Linked DNA regions of Mus musculus: region 2 is linked to region 1. A link is a contact called in ENCODE POLR2A ChIA-PET data. All regions are on one chromosome and are shown on one strand. The core of a region is the stretch at or near the end of the contact, and the rest is flanking DNA. Distances in the headings are between cores, read along the strand shown. Region 1 holds the start of Lgr4 (leucine-rich repeat-containing G protein-coupled receptor 4). Region 2 has its middle 37 kb from the start of Gm22997.

The links. ChIA-PET counts read pairs that join two places held with the same protein, here RNA polymerase II (POLR2A).
Region 2: POLR2A ChIA-PET joins it to region 1 with 10 read pairs in Patski. The contact joins the enhancer-like site here to the promoter of Lgr4 in region 1. POLR2A ChIA-PET finds 5 or more read pairs at or near these places in 3 of 5 experiments (Patski and embryonic stem cell).

Annotation. Positions count from the first base shown.
Region 1 is chr2:109,913,436-109,919,975 of GRCm38, reverse strand. Lgr4 (leucine-rich repeat-containing G protein-coupled receptor 4) reads right to left here and starts at 2,329. Exons shown (of 18, transcript NM_172671.2): 1 at 1,671-2,329. The coding sequence starts at 1,855.
Region 2 is chr2:110,177,374-110,183,913 of GRCm38, reverse strand. No RefSeq gene overlaps it. Among named protein-coding and RNA genes, the nearest start is that of Gm22997, 37 kb to the left of the region's middle. Within about 2 kb of position 4,118, at least 1 of the 3 ENCODE cell types and tissues checked has a DNase peak (open chromatin) inside an H3K27ac peak, as active enhancers do.

The DNA of each region.
Region 1 (6,540 bases), core at 1,080-3,579:
CGTTAGTCTTTACAAATCTTTACAAATAAACTAAACAGTGAAATCCTAACTTTTTAACTAATAATATAACTCATCTGAAAAGACCTTGGTTAGCACACTCCTCAAACTCTAATACTCTTAAAAATAATAATAATAACCATAATTCTATGTGGTTCTGGTAAAGTCAGTTCTCTTTCTGCCTGAATTCTCTATTTCCAAAGAGTTTCAAGAAACAGGAAAACCCTAGCTCCTCACCTGCCAGCCCTGCTCAGATTTAATAGACCTCTATGAGCAAATCGCTTCACATGGTTTGGTGAAAAGTCAAATATCATTTCGAAAGAAAGGGTCTTTCCAGGCATCAACAACACCTAAGACTGGGCCAAAATCTGAGACTAGGGTGCAAAGCCAAGGGTCTCAGTTCTCCACATCCCCAACCTGAGAGGGCCAGCCGAATGCCTCGGCACCACCCACCTGGAAATACAGTGATGCCCCAGCTTGCCTAAAAGGGAGTTTTCCCTTCACACGATCTGTTATTCCTTTAAAGCTACGCCTAAGAGGTCTCTTTTGATAGCTTGAAGGTAAAAAGGAAGTTTCCTTTGCCAGAGGGCCTCTCGGGGCCCCTTCCTCTCTAGCAGGTCTTTGACTGCTCCTGATTTAATCATGCAATAGGCCACACAACACGAGAAGGCTGAAAGGGCCATACAAGCTGCCCTCCGCTCAATTACCCCATTCTTTTTCTACGGGTGGCATTTGCCAACATCACCTCCAACACCTATTTCAGATTCCCCCTCTTCCCTGAGATGCTAAAGGCTCTCTGGGTCTCTGGGGAAGGAGGTGGGGAGGGTCAGAACCATCTATGCTACTCTTCCTGACCACAGGCAGCTCACACGAAAGGCTCTGCTGAAGGTACAGGCGGAAAACGGTTGCCCACCTTACAGACTGCACTGATCACATGCTCTAGAACTTTCTCTCCCAACATTCTCTACCTCAGGTCAGCATTCCTTCTTTTAAATGCCTTATTCACTAAGGATCCCCGCCCAGGGTAGGCCGAATCCTTCTCCTCCTCCCTGGGCTCTGCTCGTGGTAATGAGTCCCGAGTGGATCTGAGCTAAGGTGTCACACTGCACAGGCAGGACGGGGCCAAACTGGAAAGCGATTCCCCTTCTTAGGTACAGGTGTTTCTTCACTCCGCCTGCGGGAACCCTGGGGGTATTCAGGTGCTTCCCCATGGAACGTGCCTGGTCGGCAAACGCAGGCCAAGTTCTAGGCGCCCTCATCCGTGGCCAAAGTTTTGCCAGCCGAACAGGGGGCCGCATGGGGGAAGAGGTCACGTGAAAGGCTGCCAAGGGCAAGCGTTTCCAGCATCCTCCCTCCTGGCCCTAAATGCACTTGCGATTTGAGGTGGGGGGTGGGGGGTAGGAGGTAGTAATTGCACCCCCCCCCCCAAAAAAAAGCTGCAAAAAGAAAAAGCTCCTAGAGGTTCAGATTCAAAGTGGCTAAGTCTGGAGAGGCCAGCATACGGGAAAGGGGGCCAATCCCCCTGACCCTCCAACACACACACACACACACACACACACACAGGTGATTCGTGCACCCCCAGGGCGCTGGGGTTGGGGGCTGGGGTCGAGCCCTGGCTCCGCCCCGCAGCGCCCGCGGGTCCCTCAACCCGCAGCCCGGTCGCCCGCACTCACAGTGCTTGGGTGAAGGCGCTGAGCCCCTCCGGTACCGCCGTCAACCCCTTCCCGGAGCAGTCCACCCGACGGTCGCCGTCGCAGCTGCAGGGCGCAGCGCAGAGAGGTGGCGCCGCGCCGCTGGGCCCGGCCGAGCCGAGCAGCCCCAGGGCGAAGAAGCAGAGCAGCCGCAGCGGGCCCGGCATTGCTGCGGCCGCCGCCCGCGCCCGCCTCTCCCGCGGCTCCTCTCGCTCGACTCGCCTCCGCTGCCCTCCGCCGCACCGCGCCGCACCAGGGGCAGCCGGCCTGCGGGGCTCGGGGCCCGGGCGCCGTCCCTCGGCGGTCCGCGTGCGCTCGCTTCCTTCAGCAGTCTGCCGCCGGAGCGTTAGGACGCGGCGCTCCGCAGTTTCTCCCTTCCCGCTGCTCCATGGACGCGCACCGGCAGCCCCGCGGCTCAGGCCAGCCGACCCGGCCCAGAGCGGCTGCCCGGGCCGCGCGCTGCCATCGCCGCCGCCTCCTGTCCCGGGCCTCCTCCAGCCGCACAGCTCCTCAAGGTTGCGGAGCGCAGCCTCCAGCCATGCCGGCCAGGCGTCCCAACCCCCGCCCCAGCTCTCACAAACACCCTGGTTGTCCGCGCTCTCCCCGAGGCGGCTCCCGCTCCGCGCGTCCTTTTCCCTTCTAGGGTTGCACGCTCGCCTCGGGAGCCCCTGGCCGCCGGGTTATGCAAATCATTTAGGTACATGCAAAACTAACCCCGCTCCGGGAGCGCTATTGGTCAGGGGAGGTCTCGAGCTCATTACTATGCAGGCAGTGGAGCCATTATTGGTCAAGAGGAATGGGGCGTGTTTCTCTGGAATGAGTGACAAGGTTGTGCTGCTGCTGCTGGGGCTGGTAGTGGAGGTTCAAGTAAAAGCCCTGACTTGGCTGGATCTGCATGTCAGGTTGTGTATTGAAGGTAGACAGATCGGAAGACCAGGAGTCTGCTGTTTCCCTCCCCCACCCAGTTTTTTTCTCCCCTCCGCAGAAATTGGATCTCCTAAATTGGATGACCTGAAAAGTAAAACTCGCCTCCAGCTTTCAGACGTGTCAAATGACTCTTCGCTGTTCTTAAGGGCAAGGGCACTGAGAGCTTTGCAAACAGAGGAAAGAAATGGGGGTGGGGGTGGGGGTCGAAAAGGAGGGAGAAACATTTCTTTCTATCTGATCCAAATTTTTGAGTTCAACCGTGCACTAAATTAAAACAGCGTGACCCCTCCTGTATCTCACATCACCTCTGAGATCTTAGTACCCTTTTTCATTCACACTTGGGAGCTAAATTAGCGGTTAATCATCCATGACACCAATCAGACTTCTTTCTCCCTAAACACAAGGATGTTGAGGAGTCCAGCCAAGGAGGTGCCGGTTAACCAGCACTGGAAGAGAACATTTGAGTGCCAGCTGACTGCCCCTGAGACACCAGAAACAACTTGTGTGTTAACTATCAGCATCCCTTCCTTTTTCCCACATAATGTTTATAGAAAAAAAAAAATCAGCATTCTCAGTGCCTCTTTTCTTGCTTTCTCCTAGGCCTTTGGTTGTTTTTACTCTAGATTGTACACATTTTTAATGAACCCATTACATTAGAGCAAGAAGAGCATTAAAATATCTATACTGTATAAAGTTAACTAGCCACCTCATGCAAATAAAAAAAAAAGAAAATGTAAATAAATTAACGAAAAGCTAGCCGATTTCCTAAATAAAAAAAAAAAAATCTACCATCTCTACATTAAAGAATATGCTAAATAATAATAAAGTCAGGTTGAATCCATATACTCTAAAGTTATGCTAATGGATAAATAAATACAGACAAGTTTTAAGAAAGATGAATTTCCTCACTATAAGGTTGAAAGAGAACTTTAAAAAGAAAGACCAGTGGCGCTCAGACTTTATAGACAAGGCCTCAGAATCTCTTGGATACCATGTTCTTCTGCCCTCTGCCCAAGATCATCTCACTCCTGGTCTAGTTAGTATTTCAGAAGCCTCCGCAACTTGTTTTTTGTTTTTGTTTTTCCATTTCTATTACTTTTCAGCCAATTTCATGAGTAAATAAAGTGAGGAAAAAGTCTAATTCTAATTGATACTTAAAGTCTTTTTTTTTTTTTTTTTTTTTTTTTTTTTGGTTTTTTGAGACAGGGTTTCTCTGTATAGCCCTGGCTGTCCTGGCACTCACTTTCTAGACCATGCTGGCCTCGAACTCAGAAATTTGCCTGCCTCTGCCTCTCAAGTGCTAGGATTAAAGGCGTGTGCCACCATGCCCAGCTAAAATCTTCTTTCTTAAAAAACACAACTCCTTCTAAGGTATACTTTTTGTTATATTAAGGTAACTATACACTTCATGGATGCTTTTATTTCTGACAAATATTTATGTTGACAGAGTTTTGCTATGTAATCTAGACTGAACTCAACTCACCATCCTCCTGCCTCAGCTTCATGAATGCTGGAATAATAGTATGAATCACCATGTCCAGACTCATTTCCATGTTTCTCTCTCTCTCTCTCTCTCTCTCTCTCTCTCTCTCTCTCTCTCTCTCTCTTCAGTAAAGAAGCTCTCCTCAGTAAAGAAGTATTTCGAAGTGGCTGGAGAGATAGCTCAGTAGCTCAGAGCACTGGCTGCTCTTGCAGAAGATATCGATTCTGTTTCTAGCACGTTCATGGTGTCTCACAACTATCTGTGACTCCAAGACCAGGGCATCTGACATTCTCCCGGTCTCCATGAGCATCAAGCATGCATGTGTATATATGGTAAACACATAAACATGCAGGCAAAACACGTATGTACATCAAGTGTTTCCAAATTTTGGTAGTTATAAGAATCACATGTACAGTATAATTAAAAAAGCACAGATCTCTGTGAGTTTGAAGACAGCCAGGGCTTGTTACACAGAGAAATTTGGTCTTGAAAAAAACAAAACAGCAACAACAACAAAACAGAAAAGAAAAAGGTTCATATCCCTAACCCTAATCGTAGAGTTACTCATCAGTGAACGTCCCTGAGAATGAATCTATCTATTATATTAGTTTTTATCTCTGTGACAAGTTGTCCTGTTAGAACATAAAACCACAATGAAATGAAGAAACAACATCCAGCGCACTGTCCCAAATGACAACCACTCTCACCTAAGCTCAGGGAAGATATCAAGGATAACTCAAGTTCAACCTTCACCCTTGGCAAAGAGCAAGGAAAAAAAAAATCCAACATATTAGTCTGCTGAAGGAAGCTGCTTCTCTTAGCCCCACAGATGGGTACATTTGCGGCACCGCAGGGAGGTAAGGGCTGCAGCCTGAGAAGTGGCTGTGTTGGTACAAACTGTAACTCTAGAGCTATAGAAGCTGGAGATGGAGAACCACAAAGTCAATTCCAGCATGGGCTACACAGGGAGACTGTTTTAAAAGGAAAGGGAAGGTAAAAGTGTGACCCAGTTGTTGTGCCCTTTGTGAGGCACTGGAAGTGAAGGAAGCTCCCATCTGGGCATGCTCACTTTGGTGCCTTTGTGCAAAGGGCACTGGGCTGATGGGTAGAGAAGCTGGACTTTGGCCACAATGCCCCACCACCCTGACACTCTTATAAAAAGGACCTGAACAGTGTATATATATATATATAGATGTCCTACATACTAGGTAAAATCCAAGGTTAAAACCACATTAAAACTGGAACAGTAGGGGCTCAACAATTATACAGAGTTTCACTTTTTCTGAAATATCTCTGATTTCACAAGCGTGAATTTACAGCCAGCCACTTGTGAAATAAAATGCTACAAATATGGTTGAATTTCTCTTTGTCTTTCTCCCCCATTCTTTATTTCTTCCATTCCCTGCAAAGTAAGCATTTTGTAAAGGTCATAGTTAATTCCCATGCCTAGCTACACGGCTTCATTGTGTCCCTAAACAATGTACTAAGTATTGCTTAGAAAAGTATCATTCAAGACTTTTCTGCAACTTGCTTTGTTTTGCACTCAACTTATGAGTTTTCCCTCATGTTTGGGACGTTAATGGCTATTCTTAATTAATCTTCATTGTTACATTATGTTCTATTGAAATAATTTTCCCCAAGGGATTGAGAATTTAACTCAGTGTTAAAGTACAAGTTTGCAGTAAACATCAGTAGAGTTCCTGCTAAGGTCCAATAATAAGAAAGTATTTTAGGTGTTTTTTTTTTTTTTAAGGTATCTCTATCACAATTCTTCAACTTCATTATCGCACCTCAAAAGTAATCATATGAAACGCATAAACAAACAGTTCTTGCTGTGTTTATTCCAATAAGATTTTCTTCGTGTTTATGTGTATGGGTCTGATTGCTTGTTTGTTGTTCATGTTTTGTTTTGGTTTTTTGGAGGTCCTGGAACTCACTTTGTAGACAGGCTGTCCTCGAACTCAGAAATCCGCCTGTCTCTGCCTCCTGAGTGTTGGGATTAAAGGCGTGTGCCACCAACGCCCCGGCTGCTTTGTTTGTTTTTGAGTCAGAGTCTATGTAGTACTGGCTGTCTCAGAGCTCACAACCATGTTGGCTTCAAATTCACAGAGCTCCTCCCGTCCCTGCCTTCCTTCCCTGTGCCACCATACCCAACTGCTTTCCCTTTTTGATATACAAAGTAGTGGGTTTTACCATGATGTTTTCACGCCTATAACTCATTGCACTTGTTCCTGTTCAGCATTACCCCACTGCCCGACACCCTGTCCCTAGCTTCCCCGCGCCCTCCTGCTGCTCCCCTTTCTCCCTCAGAAGCTCCCTTCAGATTTCCTGTCCCGCGCATTTATCTCGTCCTTTCCTGCCTTTTACTGTCCACTCTCACTTAAGAGCTCTTCCTTCCTTTTCACTGTATGCTTTCTACTTCCAGTGGCCCCACCCCACTTT
Region 2 (6,540 bases), core at 2,869-5,368, 260 kb before region 1:
ACATTCCATGGCCACAGCAGCTCATCATTGAAATGGGCCTCAGGCTCTAACTTCAACACTAGAAATGAGAGTTTGCCTCAGCTAAAGGGCAAGGAAAATGGATCACACTGTAGAAAGTGAATCTGGAAAGCTAGCATTTGCCCTGACCTAAAAGAAAAGAAAAATTCAACCTCATATACAGGCTATCTAAAGATTCCAAAGGATAAACATATACCAAGACAGTCTCATACTATGATTGGCATCAAACAAATTTAATTTTTTAGATATGTGATAAAAAGAGAAGGGAACACACTTTCTTATTACCATATACTACACATCTGGTATAATCTAAACACAAACCCACAACCTTAATACTCCTGTTTTTAAAGTGAATTGAGATATTCCAATCAGGACTTAATCCAGGCTGTTGAGCCTGGATTTACACCTATCTATATCTCCAAGCTCAGTGTCTATGCAGTTTCATTTTCTAATTAAAAAAAAAAAAAAAGCAAATCTCAGGGAACAACTACTATGCACACAAACTATCACCCTTTGGTAGATACTGTGCCTTTCTCCTGTCCATTGAAGACTTGCTGAGATCCTGGCCAGCTACCAAACATCTGGGCTTTCTTCCTTTTAAGGCCCTGTCTGACATGTTCCATCTCCCTAGAGGCAGGAAGGTACAGCATACACATTAGATCTGGCTACCAAAACCAGGTAGTCTGTGTCCAAATCCCATACTTGTTAGCTCCACCATTACTAGCCGGATGTTCTCAGGCTAAATGTTTAGGTTATCTGTGTCTCCTGGCAGATTGTGAAAACTAACAGGTCATACAAGGGCAGACACACAACCAGGGCTCGACACATTTTAGCTGCCACAGCTAAGAGTCAGTTTTATAAAAGAATGGACAAAGGTTGCTTAGCCTCATTGTGCAGACTGAGGAAACTGTGACCGAGATCGGTTAATATCTTGCCTAAGAGTCTCCTCCTGGGAGACAAGGTCAGAAGGGCAGGATTAGTTAAGGATACAGGGTATCTTCAGCCTCCTCATCCAGCACTCACATGCCTCCTGCTTGCTGATCTATAAAGCAGAAAAAGCATGTAGGCTGCTAATTCAAGGCTTAATTTCCTCTTCCCAAGGTTCACCCTTATACAGGAACCACTAAGAGGTCATCCCAAACCTCCATTTATTTATAAACCTGCATGCAATGCTATCCTCAACACTTAAAAGCTGCTCAGGAACCCTCTGCTTAAAAGCATTTCAAATTCCATCAGAGAAACAAGTTCACGCTGACATCTTGCCTCCATATGCCTCTGAAAAACCTGTTCACTATCCCCTAATCCCTGCTGAGGAGTGCTCTTCTGTGGTCCTTTCTTCTAAGGTTTCCATCGTTGGGTGTGGGTGTTCTCTCAAAGCTCTTTGAAAACTTCTCCCGCCCAGAGCATGTCAAAATCAGAGAGGAAGGAGTGCTGCCAAGAGCTTCGACATTTACATAAACTCTTAATCAGCCCTCAGGTTCACCACAGTGGACACACTGCTGCCCTGGCAAAGGACCAGGACCTCAAATTATGCTGCTTCGCCTCTGAGATGCAAGGGGACCTTGGAAAATCACTCTCTTTGGCTGTTACTTGAGCTGCCGGAACAGGTTCCAGCTTCTCCCTGTTTAAGAGTCCTATCCTGGGCAGTATTTGTGTTTATTTGTTCATTTTGGTAAATTTGTGTTGGCTTCTTGTGAAAGAGAGGGTGCTGGAGACACATTTATGGATAAATAGATATGAACCATGACTTCATGGATGATCGAAGCCCAGTAATGAAAGATACAAAATGTAGTGTAGAGGGAATAGCAACTTTGTCTTCCAGTGGCATCTCCCTCGTGTTTGTTTCTCTTCAGTTTCTTGACAAATTTTCCACTTTTTCTAGTATTGTATCTTTCCTGTTGCTGGCATACATGATCTCAGTCAACCCGAACCCTATAAAGGATGTCTGTGACCATCCCCCACTCACACACGAGAAGAATGGGGCTCAAAGAATACAGATGATTTGCCCATGACCACATAAAGGCTTTGAGACTTGAACCCAGAGGTCGGGGTTCAAGATGCAAGTTGTTCAGCAACTCAGCTTTGCAAGTTTGCTGAAAGCAGAAGCCAAACTTTTTGTACTGCCGTTTTCATTAAAGACACTAGACATGTGTAGGGCTAGGACTGACTCCTGAAGTCTCTTCTGTCCTATGCCCCACTCCTCGCCCTTTCTGAATCATAGTATCCCTACTGTCTGCCAGGTATGGTTCCAGCACTTTACACTTCTGAAGTCTCTACCGCAAAGTATGAGGTAGCTGCTTTATTGTCCTCCTCTTCATTTAATAACAGGAATATTGAGTTATAAAGTTGATTAACCACTTAGCCAAGGAGACCCAGTACTAACTGGCCCAGAGATGCAACTAAACTGAGTAAGCTAAAATCCAGAGACTTTGAACATTACATCATTCATGTAGTCTTGATGTTTCACGAACCCTTTTTACATTTGTTTAGAAAGCATCCACTTGTTTATATATTCCCAAATCTAATGTCCTCTCCTTTACATTCTGCAGCCAGCTGTCCTGATTCTCCAGCCATTTGGTGAGAGTCAGTGTCTCTGCTATCCTGTGTTTCTGTCATCCTGTGCTCTACTACCCAACACTCTCACAGAAATCCTCAATTTCACCTGTTGGCTTCAGGCCATCTCCAGAAGTTGACAGTGGGGGGGCTCAAGTTGCCCAGGGTAGTGTCACATAGTGATACCTGAAACGTGACAGAGGTGCTGTCATTATGAAATATACATACATACATACATACATACATATATATATATATATATATATATATATATATATATGTGAATATCCATATTGAATTTCTTCCTCCATCTATCTCTCTGTCTCTCTATCCCTATCCACCCCACAGCACCCCCGTGTGTGTATGACACATACTTGACAAGGGCTCTGCCACCTAGGTAAATCCCAAGCCCTTCCCATTTTGTTTGCAATGTTGAAAGACGAAAGAAGAGGCACTGGATTTGAAGGAAGACTAAAGAAAACTAGAAGTTCTAATTTCTTTCCCCTCTGAATATATATTTTTGGGAAAAAAAAAATCTAAAGTTATCCTAGAGTGTTCAGGGCCTTCCTAGTCCGAGCCTTGGCTTTCTGTGCGTGTCATTGGCCTGCCTATTGAAGAGAGCTAAAAGCCTCAGCAGCATTCAGCAGCAGGCCCATGAGACTGGAAAACGGAGCACAACACGGAAGTTGGTATGTGCTGTGATTGTTCCTGAGCAGCAGGGACAGTGGCTGCTCTGGGCACTTCAGGAAGTATTTGCTCTAAGAGGCCCTTCCAGCTATTGTTGTGAAGGCCAAGCATGCTGGGCTGGCACCAGGACAGGTGCCTTCTCCAGGCCAACGTTCTGTCCATGGCATTTTGGGGTACAAGGGACAGTAAGACTAAGGCGCAGGTGGTGGGAAGAGAGTGAGGAATATCGGAACCAGGATACAGCCGCAGGCTTGATCTTCTGTTAGCTTCGGCTCTTAATTCCAGGAGTCCCTGCCTCTAGGTTTATTTCTGTGTCTTCCTGCCATGGGTTGCGGTGATTGATGAGAAGCCAGATGCTCCTGGCAATTGCCTGGCTGGGCCAGCAGGATTTATCCAGTAGCATAAGGAGCGGGGGTTTAGTAGTCCCAGGTCTTGGACGTGAATGCTGCCCTTGCTTCTATGTGTGCCCTTGAGCTTCCTCTTCCTCGTCCATAAAGAAGGCCGATAACCAGCTTGAGTGACTATGAGGGAGAGATAAGCTGAGATTGATGAACCTGTCCAGAACACAATGGCAGAGGGAAAATGTTAGCTTCCTCCCTTCTCCTGAGCAGCTGGACCCGGGAGGAGCAGGCGTGGGGAGCTACTTGGGTAGTACATATCACATTTCCCTGGGTTCCTCCCTGTTGAGCCTGCTCCAGCCTGAATTCTCCTGACAGCTGCCCTGCTTCACTGCTCGGCCTTGCCCACCACTCCTAATTGAACAAAGGAGAGCCTCTGCTTTCCTCTCGGGAGAAATAATTACGAAGCAGAATGATGCAATCTGTGACTCTCAATGGCACAGGCCACAGAGCCAGGCCAGGCTGGGATCCTAAAATCATGCCAGGAATGCAAGCCAGGACCCTTCTATCCCATGAATCCAAGCAACCTCTCCACCAGGCTGCAGCTCAGGCTCCTCAGTCATGCGGATCTAGGTCACTAGTTCTGACACTGAGGTGCAAAACTAGCCGGAAGCAGGGACTGAGTTCTTAAGAATGGCTTCTAACAAAATGACTTAGTTGAGGAGTAGGTGTTTGTGGAGAGATAAATAGCATTCTTTAAGAGTTTATGGGGGGCGCACTGTCAGAGGTGAAAGGGAGAGTGGAAGGGGAAGGACTCTGCGAGGGGGACTAGGAGGGAGGGCAGCATTTGGGGTGTAAATAAATAAAATAAACAATGAAAAAGACTATTGTGTGAACATGTGTGTGTGTGTGTGTGTGTGTGTGTGTGTGTGTGTGTACACTCATTTGTGTAAAGACACACAAGCATGGAGGCCAGAAGGGAGCATGAATGTCTTCCTCTATCATTTTCTTTATATTTCTCTAAGGCAGGGTCTCTCCCTGAACTTGGTTTTTTAATTTTCAAAGATAGGGTATGTTGGCACTTCCTCTAAGCTCCGTCCACCCCTCAGTTACCTGACAGCAGCCAGGTGTGCCTGACTCACAATCAAAGAGGCTGCTTGCCCCCTCCTTACTCTCTTGCTCTCTTCTCCTCTTGCTCTTGCCCATTACCCTCTTCCCCATTCCCTCTCCCCCTTTTCTCTCCATGTGCTCATGGTCTCTCTCTCTCTCTCTCTCTCTCTCTCTCTCTCTCTCTCTCTCTCTCTCTCTCTCTCTCTCCCTCCCTCCCTCCCTTTCTCTATCTCTCCTCCCTCAACTCCCCTTCCCATTCCCTAAATAAAGTCTATTCAATACTATACCTTCATGTTTGGCTAGTACCCTGGGGGGAAGGTATGCCTCAGCATGGGCCCACAGAGCCCTTCCCCTACACCATACTGAGCCTCCTTTCTTTTTATCTTTTTATAAAACACAACAGAGAAGAAGATAGGAAGTCCCCCAAACCTCCCTATCTCTGCTTCCCTTCTGATCTGGGGTTACAGGCATGCTCAGAACACACAGCTTATACTGCAGCTACTGGAATCCAAATTCCTGTCTTCATGATTGTACAGCAAGTGCCATTAAGCACTGACCCATCATTTCAGCTTTTGCCAAGCATCTTTTTAAAATCTTCAAGTTAGCTCGTTTAAAGTGTCACAAGCACATTTTGAAGTGAGTCTTGCTCACATATCCATTTTACAAAAAACAAACAAACAAACAAAACAAACAAAAACCTGAGTCTCAAGGCTCAGTCATTGGATAGCAACCACAAAATTAATGAGCTGCCCATCACATTGAAACCGATTTATAGTCTAGTATTTTCAATTTTTCCCATAGCACAACTAGCTCTTAAATCAAATGAAACTTGGAGTGTCTTTTCTTTCTACGAGACATCATAAAAAATAGAATTTCCCACAACAAATCCACCTTCAAGAACTACACTGAGTTTGAAGAGACAAGCTGAGGTGAGAGTAAGTCCCTAAATTCAGAACATGGACCCTCTCAGGCCCTCAGAGTCCCTCATTTGCAAGGAGACAAGCAAATGCATTTGACTTTAGAGGAGGTCCCTTCCAGCCCTGGCATTCCAGGAGCCTAGGGAACAGCGATATTCGTGGAGCGTGTCCTTGGCACTAGATGCTGGACTGCATTTTTCTATAACCACGGCCAGCACTGGCCGAGCACTGGCTGTTTGCCAGGCCCTGCTCTAAGTGCTGTGCTCCTTGCGTTTGTCTCACTTAACACCCAGAACAGCACTAGGAGAAAAGCAGTATTATTTTCTTCTGCTCGGGCTCTGAAGCACAGATTGAAGGGTCAGAATGCATTCAGAGTCACCATATTAGTGAAAGATGTGTTTGGGGGCTTGAATCCAGTTTTGCCTGGCTCCATTAACACCTGTCTTTGATGACTGCATCTCTCACCGTGCCGCCTTCAATGTCAGGCAAAGACTTTTGCCAGGAGCAAGCAATGTTGGTTTTCAAGTTCCCACTAGTGGTCCATCTGCAGTGTGTTCTTTTTGTTCTTCTTTGCAATCATCAGTCATGAGTGTGACTTAAGTAGGTTGGGGAGAAGGAAGTCCCCAGCTGCTGGATGTAATGCCTACAGCAATAATCTACCCACGGTCCTTCCTGTTGGCTTCATGGCAACACACGCAATGTACTATCTTTGAAAATAAACAACCCAGTTGGGAGAGAGGCCTTTTTAGTTCTAGTCCCCACAGGGCTAAACAGTGGGCCTGAAGCTATGAGTATCTCCCTGAGCTGGAGAGCCAATTCCATGTACTCAGAGTGAGCAGGTTGGGAAACTTGAGAACCACAGGGACATCAGGGAGAGGTCAGTGAATGGTTGCCTGTGGGCCGAGGACAATATGGAC